Linked DNA regions of Homo sapiens: region 2 is linked to region 1. Evidence: read pairs that join two places in POLR2A ChIA-PET (ENCODE). Cell type or tissue: PC-3. All regions are shown on one strand. Each heading gives the region's core, and the rest is flanking DNA. Links, peaks and the distances in the headings are about the cores only.

What was found. Peaks named below come from ENCODE experiments on the same cell type or tissue, not always from the same donor. Only the 100,000 strongest peaks of a DNase experiment are listed, where the experiment ranks them.
Region 2: POLR2A ChIA-PET joins it to region 1 with 14 read pairs; 16 of 35 experiments call an interaction of 5 or more read pairs at or near these places.

The regions. Positions count from the first base shown.
Region 1 is chr17:65,120,911-65,126,286 of GRCh38, reverse strand. No RefSeq gene overlaps it. Among named protein-coding and RNA genes, the nearest start is that of RGS9, 14 kb to the left of the region's middle. RefSeq lists enhancers at 2,746-2,795, 2,601-3,131, 3,132-3,663. In PC-3, for the core only: no CTCF peak of the experiment used is centred there; DNase peaks (open chromatin) are centred at 2,076 and 2,836; H3K4me3 peaks cover 2,286 bases; H3K27ac peaks cover 2,655 bases.
Region 2 is chr17:65,062,041-65,067,416 of GRCh38, reverse strand. No RefSeq gene overlaps it. Among named protein-coding and RNA genes, the nearest start is that of GNA13, 8.0 kb to the right of the region's middle. RefSeq lists an enhancer at 2,686-3,652. In PC-3, for the core only: no CTCF peak of the experiment used is centred there; a DNase peak (open chromatin) is centred at 2,576; H3K27ac peaks cover 2,133 bases.

The DNA.
Region 1 (5,376 bases), core at 110-5,109:
AGGCAGGCGGATCACCTGAGGCCAGGAGTTCGAGAACAGCCTGGCCAACATGATGAAACCCCATCCATACTAAAAATACAAAAATTAGCTGGGTGTGGTGGCGCACACCTGTAATCCCAGCTACTTGGGAGGCTGAGGCAGGAGAATCACTTGAACCCGGGAGTTAGAGGTTGCATGAGCCGAGATCATGACAATGCACTCCAGCCTGGGCAACAACAGAGTGAGACTCCGTCTCAAAAAAAAAAAAAAGTGAAAATGTTTGCTAAATTGCAGAATCTGGTGGTAGGAGAAGTCGGTTAAGTCAGGAAGTCCTCTATCTGTTAGGTTCTGGATGCTTCACCGAAGATTGCTAAGGGTTACCAATACCTGAATTAAGACACTATTACATTAATACTAATTAGGACTTCATGGAAAAACTTTCTAACAACTAATTTTGTACTTTAAGCAGATGATCTCACAGACCAGGGAACTGGGTGTCTTTGGAGTGTTCCCAGCTTCAGTGGCCACAGTCCAAAGTTGTAGATGAGATCTACTCTATACTCAATGGCAAACTGTGCTGCTGTCCATCTCTTTCAAACCTGAGAATTTCTGAGTCTCAGATGGATTCCAGGAGGGTCTTGTACAGCAGAGAAATTGATGCTGGTATCACTCGTTCAGTATCACCATCAAAAGATGAGCAATCACTCATTAGAAAGGGTTTTCGAGGGTTTCCAGGCTGGCCTGACCCATCTCCTCCAGGCACCTAATGAAGCCTGTCCTTTCCCTAGTGTCTTACTATATCTTTGTTGAGATGGGGGTCTCGCTAGGTTGCACAGGCTGGTGTCGAACTCCTGGACTCAAAGGATCCTCCTGCCTTGGCCTCCCAAAGTGCTGGGATTACAGTTATGAGCCACCATGCCTGGCCTTGTTTACTGTATCTTAAAGCCTCCTCTACACTTTGCATTTTATGTCTGAATTTTTGCACATGAATATTGGCCATGCGGGGTGGTCTTTCCTGAAGGCAGATTGGATCTATCTGAAAAGAATGCTAATTTCTCCTGTTAGTCTCCAAGGGAAGAGATGATTCCTAAGGCAGAAAAAGGAAGCAGTAATTCAGAAAGTGAATCTTAGGCACAAGTCTGTCCTTAGAACTCATCTGTCCACCACATGGGAGCCAGTCCAGGGCTAGGGAGATAGGGAGTCTGCAATCCCCAGGGATCAAGTTTTTTTTTGTTTTTTAAAGAAAATTGTTCATATTCATGTGGTTCTCTCTATTCCCCTTTTGTTTATCATCTAGGATTTATCACCTTTTCACTAGTTGTTCCAACTTCTTTCTCATCTCTGGGCTCAAGGCTATTCCGTTTCTTCAAGAAGCCTTTATTGAGCACCATTTCTGGGGTGGGAACTGTGTTAAGCAACCAGAGTACAAAGATGAATAAGACACAGTCCCACCTTCAGGGTATTCCCCGGAGGAAAGAAAAATATAAAATAAATGTCTAGGATAATGCAGTAGATGATATTGCAACATGTGGAAAGTAAAAAGAAAAGGAAAGAAAGGAAAGGTGGTAATAAAGCATGCTAGACATAGGAAATATTGATCAGAGTCACAGAGGTAGGAACTGATCATGGTAGGACATAACAAGCCCTGTTACACCTGCTTCATTCATTTAATCTTTACCCCTGTGAGGCAGGGGACTATTAATGTGCCCATTCAACAAATGAGTATACTGAGAGTCAGAGAAGCTGAATAACAAGCTGACATTCATGCATCTGTTAAGCAGCAGAGCCAGGACTCGGGGCCTTCAGCCTGGCTCATGACTTCATGTCTTACTGCCTTGCCATGCTGGGATATTCTCATTGGCCAGGCCTGGGTCATGGGCCCACCCCAGAAGTGGATTGAGGGCTAGTAGGTTTCCCACAGAAAAATCCTACTGTTAAAATCATTAAAAGAAAAACTGAATGTTGGGCGAACAATAACAGTAGTTGTCCATTGCAGAATCACTTCAAAAATACAGCTTTTCCTTTCTCTTGCATTATTTGCTTGAGATAAATTTTCACAGATGGGATCCCATGAGTCACGGTGGCTTTTGATATAAAATGCCAAGTAGTTTTTCAACAGGATGCATATATTTACATTCTGTCTGCTCAGAATGAACAAATTTCACCACACCCTTATTTGTGTTGGATGCCATATGTTTTGTAAACCTAGACAATTCTAATTTTAGTAGATTCTGCAGTTATTTATATTTGCATTGTTTTCCCTATCCCTTTTTAGAGTGGAAAATACAAATAAGAAAGTATATGTAAGTTGGTTAGCATGAACCTTCGAATCAACAGATGGGCCAGCTGGAGCCCTGGGAGCAAGTGGAAGAACAGGTGTGTCTCTCCTGCTCGCGGCCTTAGGGACCAGAGGACAGGGTCTGTGCTGAGAGACGACGCCAGCTCATCCAGTTCCAGCCTGGGGTTCAAACTCAAAAGGAACTTCAAATGTCAAACATTTCTGGGTTATTATTATTGTTATTACTCGTCATTTCAGCTGTGTTATTGCATGAATGTTAGACTTCATCTAAATTTTAAAAATGCATGTGCGCTACACTACTGGCAAAAAGCTAGAGAAACTTGTTGAGTTTGGGGGTGTCCTATTGTGTTCCTGTGTCTTCATTTTGTTAAATCGTGATGAAAGCAATTTCCGAGGCTCTGCTGGTGGTACTGCCAGGTGCGCACGAGTGAGAAGGGGTAGGAAAGGGATCGCGAAGAGACAAGCCGATGCTCCTTCCCCTCCTCGCTGGGAGTTCACTTTCCTTTGCGCCAGAGACCACAGGCTCCGCCGCTCGACGCCCAGACCATAGAGATGCGGAAACCTCCGGATTCCTAGAGAGGAAATGCGGGCTCAGGGTGTCGGCTTCCGGCGGTTGCCCACTTTCGGCTTCTTTCAGACAGCGTCCTGAGTGCACTGAGTTTGCGGGGTTTTTTCTGCTGGAGGGTTTCTCGCATCCTCTTAGGTCCCTGCTCTGGGCTCACGGGAGGCCTTGCCGGGTGGACGCGAACCCCTAATGCCGACTCTGGGGCCGCGGGCGGCCTCCTCCACGGAACTCGCGCGCCGCGGGATTGGGGGCCGGGGTGGAAGGCTTTTCGGAGGGGCCCCCTTGAAGCCCATAGCGCCGGGATCCCTTTCGCCTAAGTGCTACCTCGAGATCGGCCCCTCCAATACCTAAGCTCTGGACTTTCCTTTTTATAACCCCTACAGGCTCGAAAAAAATAATGGTGACACTGCAACTTAAAAGTATTTAATTTAGGCCGGGCGCACTGGCTCACGCCTGTAATCCCAGCACTCTGGGAAGCCAAGTTGGGAGGATCGCTGGAGCTCAGGAGTTAGAAACCGGCCTGGGCAACATAGCGAGACCCAGTCTCTACTAAAAAAAAAAAAAAAAAAAAAATACAAAAATTAGCCGGGCGTGGTGGTGTGCGCCTGTGGTCCCAGCTGCTCTGGAGGCTGAGGTGGGAGGATTGCTTGAGCCTGGGAGGTCGAGGCTGCAGTGAGCCTTGGTGGCACCCCTGCACTCCAGCCTGGGCGACAGAACAAGACCTGTAAATATATATACTTCAGGGCCCATTTTTCCCGTATGTAGGAGAACGACTGACTTGTCAATTTTAACAAGTCAAGTAACCAAAACAAACAAACAAAAAATGCACTTTAGTATTGTGACCACATAATGGGGAAGAAGATTAGTTCAGAAGATGAGGAACTATGAGCCTGGAAGAGTAGAGTACAAGAACTATGCAGACAGTGCCACTTGGAAGGAGGATTGGAGGTACAGGGGTAGAAAGGGTCCTAACGTCCTCCCTATGGGAGAGGAGGGTGAAGACAAAATCAAGATCTCTTAACCAAAGGCTGTGCATCATGGTGCACGCCTGTAGTCCCAACTACTCGGGAGGCTGAGGTAGGAGGATGGCTTGAGCCTGGGAGGCGGAGGTTGCAGTGAGCTGAGATCGTGCCACTGCACTGCAGCCTGGGTGACAGAATGAGGCCCTGTCTCAGAAAAAAAAAAATCTTACCAAGGAGAAATGAGACTCATGATTGTAGACTACTAGTTTGAGAATACTGGCCTGGATTCTCTACCAGGGCAGCCACTTACCACAGGTGTTAGTTCCTCAATAATTTTGAGATGTTATTTTACTGTTCATGATGTATGCTGGAGGAAGGCCAAGGCCGGGTTTTGTTCATTTCCATTTCCAGGTGTTATATGGCTTGTGGCAGTTCAGTGATTATGAATCATTTTCTTGAACATTTATAAAACGGAAACTATCCATAAAACGGAAACTATTCATGTGTGAAACTGATATACCTTCTCTGACACTTCTATGAGATTGTGTTGGGAAATATTCCCTATAAAGAAGCATTTGCCATTATGTGTTCCTGAGGCGAAAATAAGAAAAAGAGAGAGAGAGAGAGACAGAAAGAAAAGAAAAGGAAAGAGAGGGAGGGAGGGAGGGAAAAGAAAAGAAAAGAGAAAAAGAAGGAAAGAAAGAAAAAAGAAAGAGAGAAAGAGCGGGGGGAGGGAGGGAGGGAGGAATCTGCCAGTCTCTTAACACAGTTAATAGAATATTAGATCGTTCAGAGAAGGCCTGCCGTGATGAACTTGCTTAACTTTGTTTAGTCTGGTGTTTCTCTAGCATTTTAACCACAGAAACTTTAAAGTAACACTCTATTAATATCCCTCCCATGTGGTTTTTCCCAGAACACATTTTGCAAAATGCTGACATAAAGCATTCACCTGGGCACAGGACTGCTCAGAAGGCACTCGCAGCTCTCAAAAGGCATTTCAGATCTACTTTTTTGAAATCATCTGACTGGATTTCGGTTAGGATAGTTTCTGTTTTGTGAACGTTCAAGAAAATGATTCCTAGTTAGTGAAGTGCCACAAGCCATATAACACCTGGAAAAGGAAATGAACAAAACCTGGCCTTGGACTTCCTCCTGCACACATCATGAACAGTAAATAACATCTCAATATTATTGAGCAAACATTATCAATATACAGTTATTTATAAAACAGTAGAAATAATTATTTGGAAAAAATGTGAATTGTGTCGAAATTCTAAAATTCAGTAGATTCAGGGATTCTTAATGACAAACCTAGAAATTTGTTCACAGTCTCCTAGATGGACCTATTTTAATAAGATGTGATCAACATTTGCTAACTGTATAAATAGAATGTAATTAAAAACCATTTAAATGTGTTGTATATTTGCATTGATATTCATTGGAACCTTGCTCTGACATAGAATAAAATTTAGAACAATTGTTTTGAACATCACTCAACATAGCTTAGTTACTGAAACTATCTTGTTTGGCACAAACCTTCTTCAAGTAGAGCTACAAATTGACTTACTAGT
Region 2 (5,376 bases), core at 158-5,157, 59 kb after region 1:
TATTGGGATCCATTTCGAGAGTCTTGGAACTTGGAGGTCTAGTTCAGCCCTTGACAAACAGGGGCAATTTAGATGCTATTGCATTATGTCTTCCCAGCCAGTACCACTCTTAGCTCCAGGCAACAGAGGCCCCTGCCCGCCTGTGCTTTAGAGGATCCTGCTCTGGTCCTCGCCTGGTGCTACCCCTACACATGGAGCAATGCCAAGGGACTTACCAGAGCCTGTACTTCCCCTCAGACCAAACCCTAGGTACCGGGGACTACAAGGCTATTCATTCAAGTGGGCCAAGGTCTGGGTGTAGGGCTGTGCTGAGGGAGGACTGCACCACTGATGTACCCATCCTAAGCCTGAGGGCTGTCCAGTGGCAGCTGCTGGGGGTGAAGGAGTGCACAGAGCATGGGCGTGCGGGCTGACTCATCCACATTCATGCCCATGAGGCACCCCCCATTGCCCATGACCTTGATGGCATAGATACCAGTCCATCAACTGGACAATAAGCACTTTGATAGAAGAAAACATGGTAACATGGATAGCCTGCTCTTTTATATAACCCCTACAAAACCCTCTGAAATTATGATGTCCAGTTTCCAGATTAGAATACAAAGCCCAGGCCGGGTGCAGTGGCTCACACCTGTAATTCCAGCACTTCAGGAGGCTGAGGTGGGCAGATCATTTGAGGTCAGAAGTTCGAGACCAGCCTGGCTAACGTGGTGAAACCCCATCTCTACTAAAAATACAAAAAAATTAGCCGGCCATGGTGGCGCACATCTGTGATCCCAGCAACTAAGGAGGCTGAGGCAGGAGAATTGCTTGAACCCAGGAGGCAGAGGTTGCAGTGAGCCGAGATAGTACCACTACACTCCAGGCTGGGCAACAGAGTGAGACTCTGTCTCCAAAAACAAAAAAGAATACAAAACCCACTCCTTTTTCTTCCCCCTTTTGCACAAGCCCCCCACCCCCTCAGATAAAAGCTCTTGCTCTTACTGTACTGTGCCAGCATCCCTACTCTAACCTCTGCTCTCTGGCTGAAGAAGTGATTGCTTAGGCTTGTGGGAATTAGTAAATCCTTCCTCTCTTCAGAGTTAAGATTCTGGATATAACCCCAAATAGGCATTTTTTTTTTTCTTATTGCTGCATCAGGCCCTTTCCACCAGAAACAGATCCTGTTTGGGGACACACCTGTGGCTGTGAGTGAGCCTGCGCATGAGACAGAGAGCAACCATGTTTAAATCATAAAAGGAAGGGCTTTGGAAAGATACAGAGAGAGCATTCTGACAGTGACAACGTTGCTAAACCTTCAAAGGGCTTTTAAAGAAGTTTTGTTGTTCCTTCCTCAAAAAACCTAAAACGGAACCTCCCATTTATGGACAAACACTGAGCCTGGGGGTTCTGTAATTTAATCCTACAATAAATCTGTGTGTGTAACTCCCAGTTTACAGATAAGAAAGGCAAGGCTCTGTTCTATTAACTGAGTTCTCCCTGGGGTTCTCCCCACTGTACTACATCCTTCTCTGGAAAACCAAATGAATAGCAAACAATCTGATATGGGCCAGGTGCAGTGGCTCAAGCCTGTAATCCCAGCACTTTGGGAGACCGAGGCGGGCAGATCACGAGGTCAGGAGTTTGAGACCAGTCTGACCAACATGGTGAAACTCCATCTCTACTAAAAATATAAAAATTAGCCAGGCGTGGTGGCGCACACCTATAATCTCAGCTACTCAGGAAGCTGAGGCAGGAGAATCGCTTGAACTTGGGAGGCAGAGGTTGCAGTGCACCATTGCACTGCAGCCTGGGTGACAGAGCAAGACTCCATCTCAAAAAAAAAAAAAAAAAATCTGATATGATCCATACTGGTTTCCACAGAAAAGTCGATTCCCTCGCTATCTTTAAAAATATATATATGTATGTATATATGTACGTATATGTATACATTTGATATAGAGATGGGATCTCGCCATGTTGCCCAGGCTGGTCTCAAACTCCCGGGTTCAAGTAATCCTCCCACCTTGGCCTCCCAAAATGCTGGAATTACAGGTGTGAGCCACCACACCCAGTATCTCACTATCTTAAGGGAGCTTTTCCTATTATAGTTCTGTTAATGAGCAAAGAAAGGGGAAACAATCACAAATACACAATTGCTTGCCACACACCCAGCACCTTCCTTTGTTTTTATTTTCTCCTCTTCTCCTCTTTGGGCCTGGCATAACCTTTCCACAACCAGGAGAAAGCTAATAACTAAAGCAAATGAGGGCCAGGTGCATTGGCTCATGCCTGTAATCCCAGCACTTTGGGAGACTGAGGTGGGCGGATCGCTTGAGCCCAGGAGTTTGAGACCAGCCTGGGTAACATAGTGAGACGCCCTCCGATCCCTACAAAAAATTTAAAAATTAGCAGGGCATGGTGGCATGTGCCTGTGGTCACAGCTACTTGGGAGGCTGAGGAAAGAGGATTGTTTGAGCCTAGCAGGTAAGGCTGCAGTGAGCAGTGATCTCACCACTACATTCCAGTCTGGCGACAGAGCAAGACCCTGTTTCTAAATAAACAAAGTAAATGAGGGACCTCAGCTACAGTGCCTCATCTGCTAAGCCCTTTAATTCTGTCATTCTGACTCAGCAGTTGCTGCCTTTCCCTGAATCCTATCGTGAGCAGGCCTTTCTTTTCTGTAGCAGCTGACACAGGAGTTTAAAGAAAACTTATGATATTATTTGCACTGGGAGCCCACGTGTTATGGTCTGACAAAGGCTGCATGGACCATTTCTCAGCACCCTCTGAGCCCTTACTGCTCGATGATAAACTCAACCAGAGGACATGCCCTGGCATTTTGCACTGAGGTAAAGGCCGGGTCTACAGGCCATGACATGTGATGCTACCTGTAGACAGAGCAAGCTAGCCAGGAGTGTGGCTGCTGGAAGGGGCAGGTCCAAGCTTGCTAATCCAGTGTTCCGAGGGAAAGAAAACTGCTGTCTGCTGCCGGGTTGTGAGCAGAAGATCTTTACATGGAGGAATGAATTGAGACTGCCAACTTGAACTTCACTGGAGAAACAGAATTTACATTCAAGCATCCTTAGGCCAGGCACAGTGACTCTCCTCTGTAGTCATAGCACTTTTTGAGACCGAGGTGGTAGGCTCACTTGAGGCCAGGAGCTCAAGACCAGCCTGGACAACAAAGTGAGAACCTGTCTCTACAAAAAATAATTAGTCGGGTGTGGTGGTCTGTAGTCCCAGCTACTTGGGAGGCTGAGGTAGGCCCCTTGAGCCTAGAAGTTGGAGGCTGCAGTAAGCTGTGATCATACCATTGCACTCTAGCCTGGGTGACAGAGTGAAACTGTCTCATAAAAATAAACACATAAATAATTTAAAATTATCGTTATCCGTTTCTGGCAAGGCGCAGAGCATTGACAGGCAATAAAATACTAAAAATGTATCCTTCTGCTTTAAAAGCTGTAAGTAAAAATAAAGGAGAAGGGGTGAGCACGATGTTTTGAGTTTTTCCGAATCTCAGATTTACAGGCAAAGCCTTGTGATGAGTGTTACATACAGATTGCCCTTAAACCTATCTGACGCAGTAAGCAAGGTGGAAGGATTTTAGGAGTGCCAGTGTCCCTTTAAGACAGTACCAGCTTCTGACTTTGGAGGAGCTGAGGTCTCAGCTGGTCAACAGCAGCCCATAGGTCTTTTTTGGAGGCTGAGAAAAAATACAACCAATAATTAAAGTCATGTTTTCGGTTATTAACAACAACAAACAAAACCACCACCAATTTGATTCCACATGTCTAGTTTCATACAAAATTTTCCACATGAGAGGCTTATTCTGGTAAAGGCAACATCAAATTTCATTACACACACACACACACACACACACACACACACACACACAAAAGGGTTTCTTTTTAAATCTTCCTACGGTAAGTGAAAAATGTGTGGGGCTTGTGCATCATACAAATAAACAAACAAACAAGCTTGGCTCCTCTTTTCTTATTTCTCCATCAGCCACCTGGAATATTTTACAAACCAGAGCCTGAGTTCAAAGTACAGAACATCTTACCAGGATCTGTCTGAGCTGGGGAACTTCAAGATGGCAGTCAGCCTGAAAGGGGCTGGAAAAATAATAAAGTACTGAACTCTATGGTGCCTGGAGGTTAAGTCCAGTTAGCTACTTGTCTCAGGTTTGAAATTCATACACTTGGGCATTCTGGGCACTACGGCAATTTTTGTACATCAAAAAGAGCAAGGGGGGCCAGGCATAGTGGCTCATGCCTGTAATCTCAGCACTTTGGGAGGCTGTGGTGGGAGGATAGCTTGTGGCCAGGAGTTCAAGACCAGCCTGAACAACATAGTGAGAGCCTGTCTCTTAAACAACAACAACAACAGAAAAAGTCAAGAACACTGGGGCAGGGTGCAGTCATTCATGTCTATAATCCCAGCACTGTGGGAGGCCAAGGCAGGAGGATCACGTGAGCCCAGGAGTTCAAAATCAACCAGGGCAACATACTAAAAATTAAAAAATTTGCCAGGCCTGGTAGGGCACACCTGTAGTCCTAGCTACTCAGGAGGCTGAGGTGGGAGAATCGAGGCTGCAGTGAGCTATGATAGCGCCAGTGCACTGCAGCCTGGGCAACAGAGCGAGATCTTATCTCCTACCAAAAAAAAAAAAAAAAAAGCACTGGACTAAGCAGCTTCCAGTTCCAGCTCTGCAACTGGCCACAGTGAATGAGGCTTTCAGAGAGTCATTTGCTAAATGGGAGCGAGGTTAATGTTGGGTGTTCCTAGTCGGGCTACTGTGAGCAGAGAATGAGATAAAGTAGGTCAAAGTGCTTTGAGGCATTTAAAACATGACACAAATGCAAGGGATTTGTATTTTGGGAGGGCTTGGGAATTCCCTTCCTTTCCCTATGGAAGGTAAGAAAAGTCTACGCCTGTTTTATCTGTAAGGAAGGGTTAGAATCCACCTATTTTGTACTGATGGTGAGACAAAAGAGAGTTTCGTAATAAGAAGGCTGGATTAACACAAGGTTTAACCATCAAGTAATGTGACAGATTTTTAAATAAACATCTAAATGGGCGTTGTCTCATCCTGAGTAGTAAGTAGTCACCTTGGCAGGGGAAACACTTATTTAAATTATATTTCCCATCAAAAAAAATTTTTGACACCTCTTTTGGAACTGTTCCTAGAGCCTTTGGCACATTCTTCTGAACATGTCTGAGGGTGACACATTTTTTGTCCTTTGTGGATGATTCTGATTTTTGTAAACAGCCCAAAGTTATTTGGCACAAAGATTGGCAAATAAGCTAAGTAAGACCTTTTTTTTTCATTGAAAATAAACTGTAACTATAAGAAGCCTATCTTTCCAGAAGAGTTAGAAATAGATTTCAAGA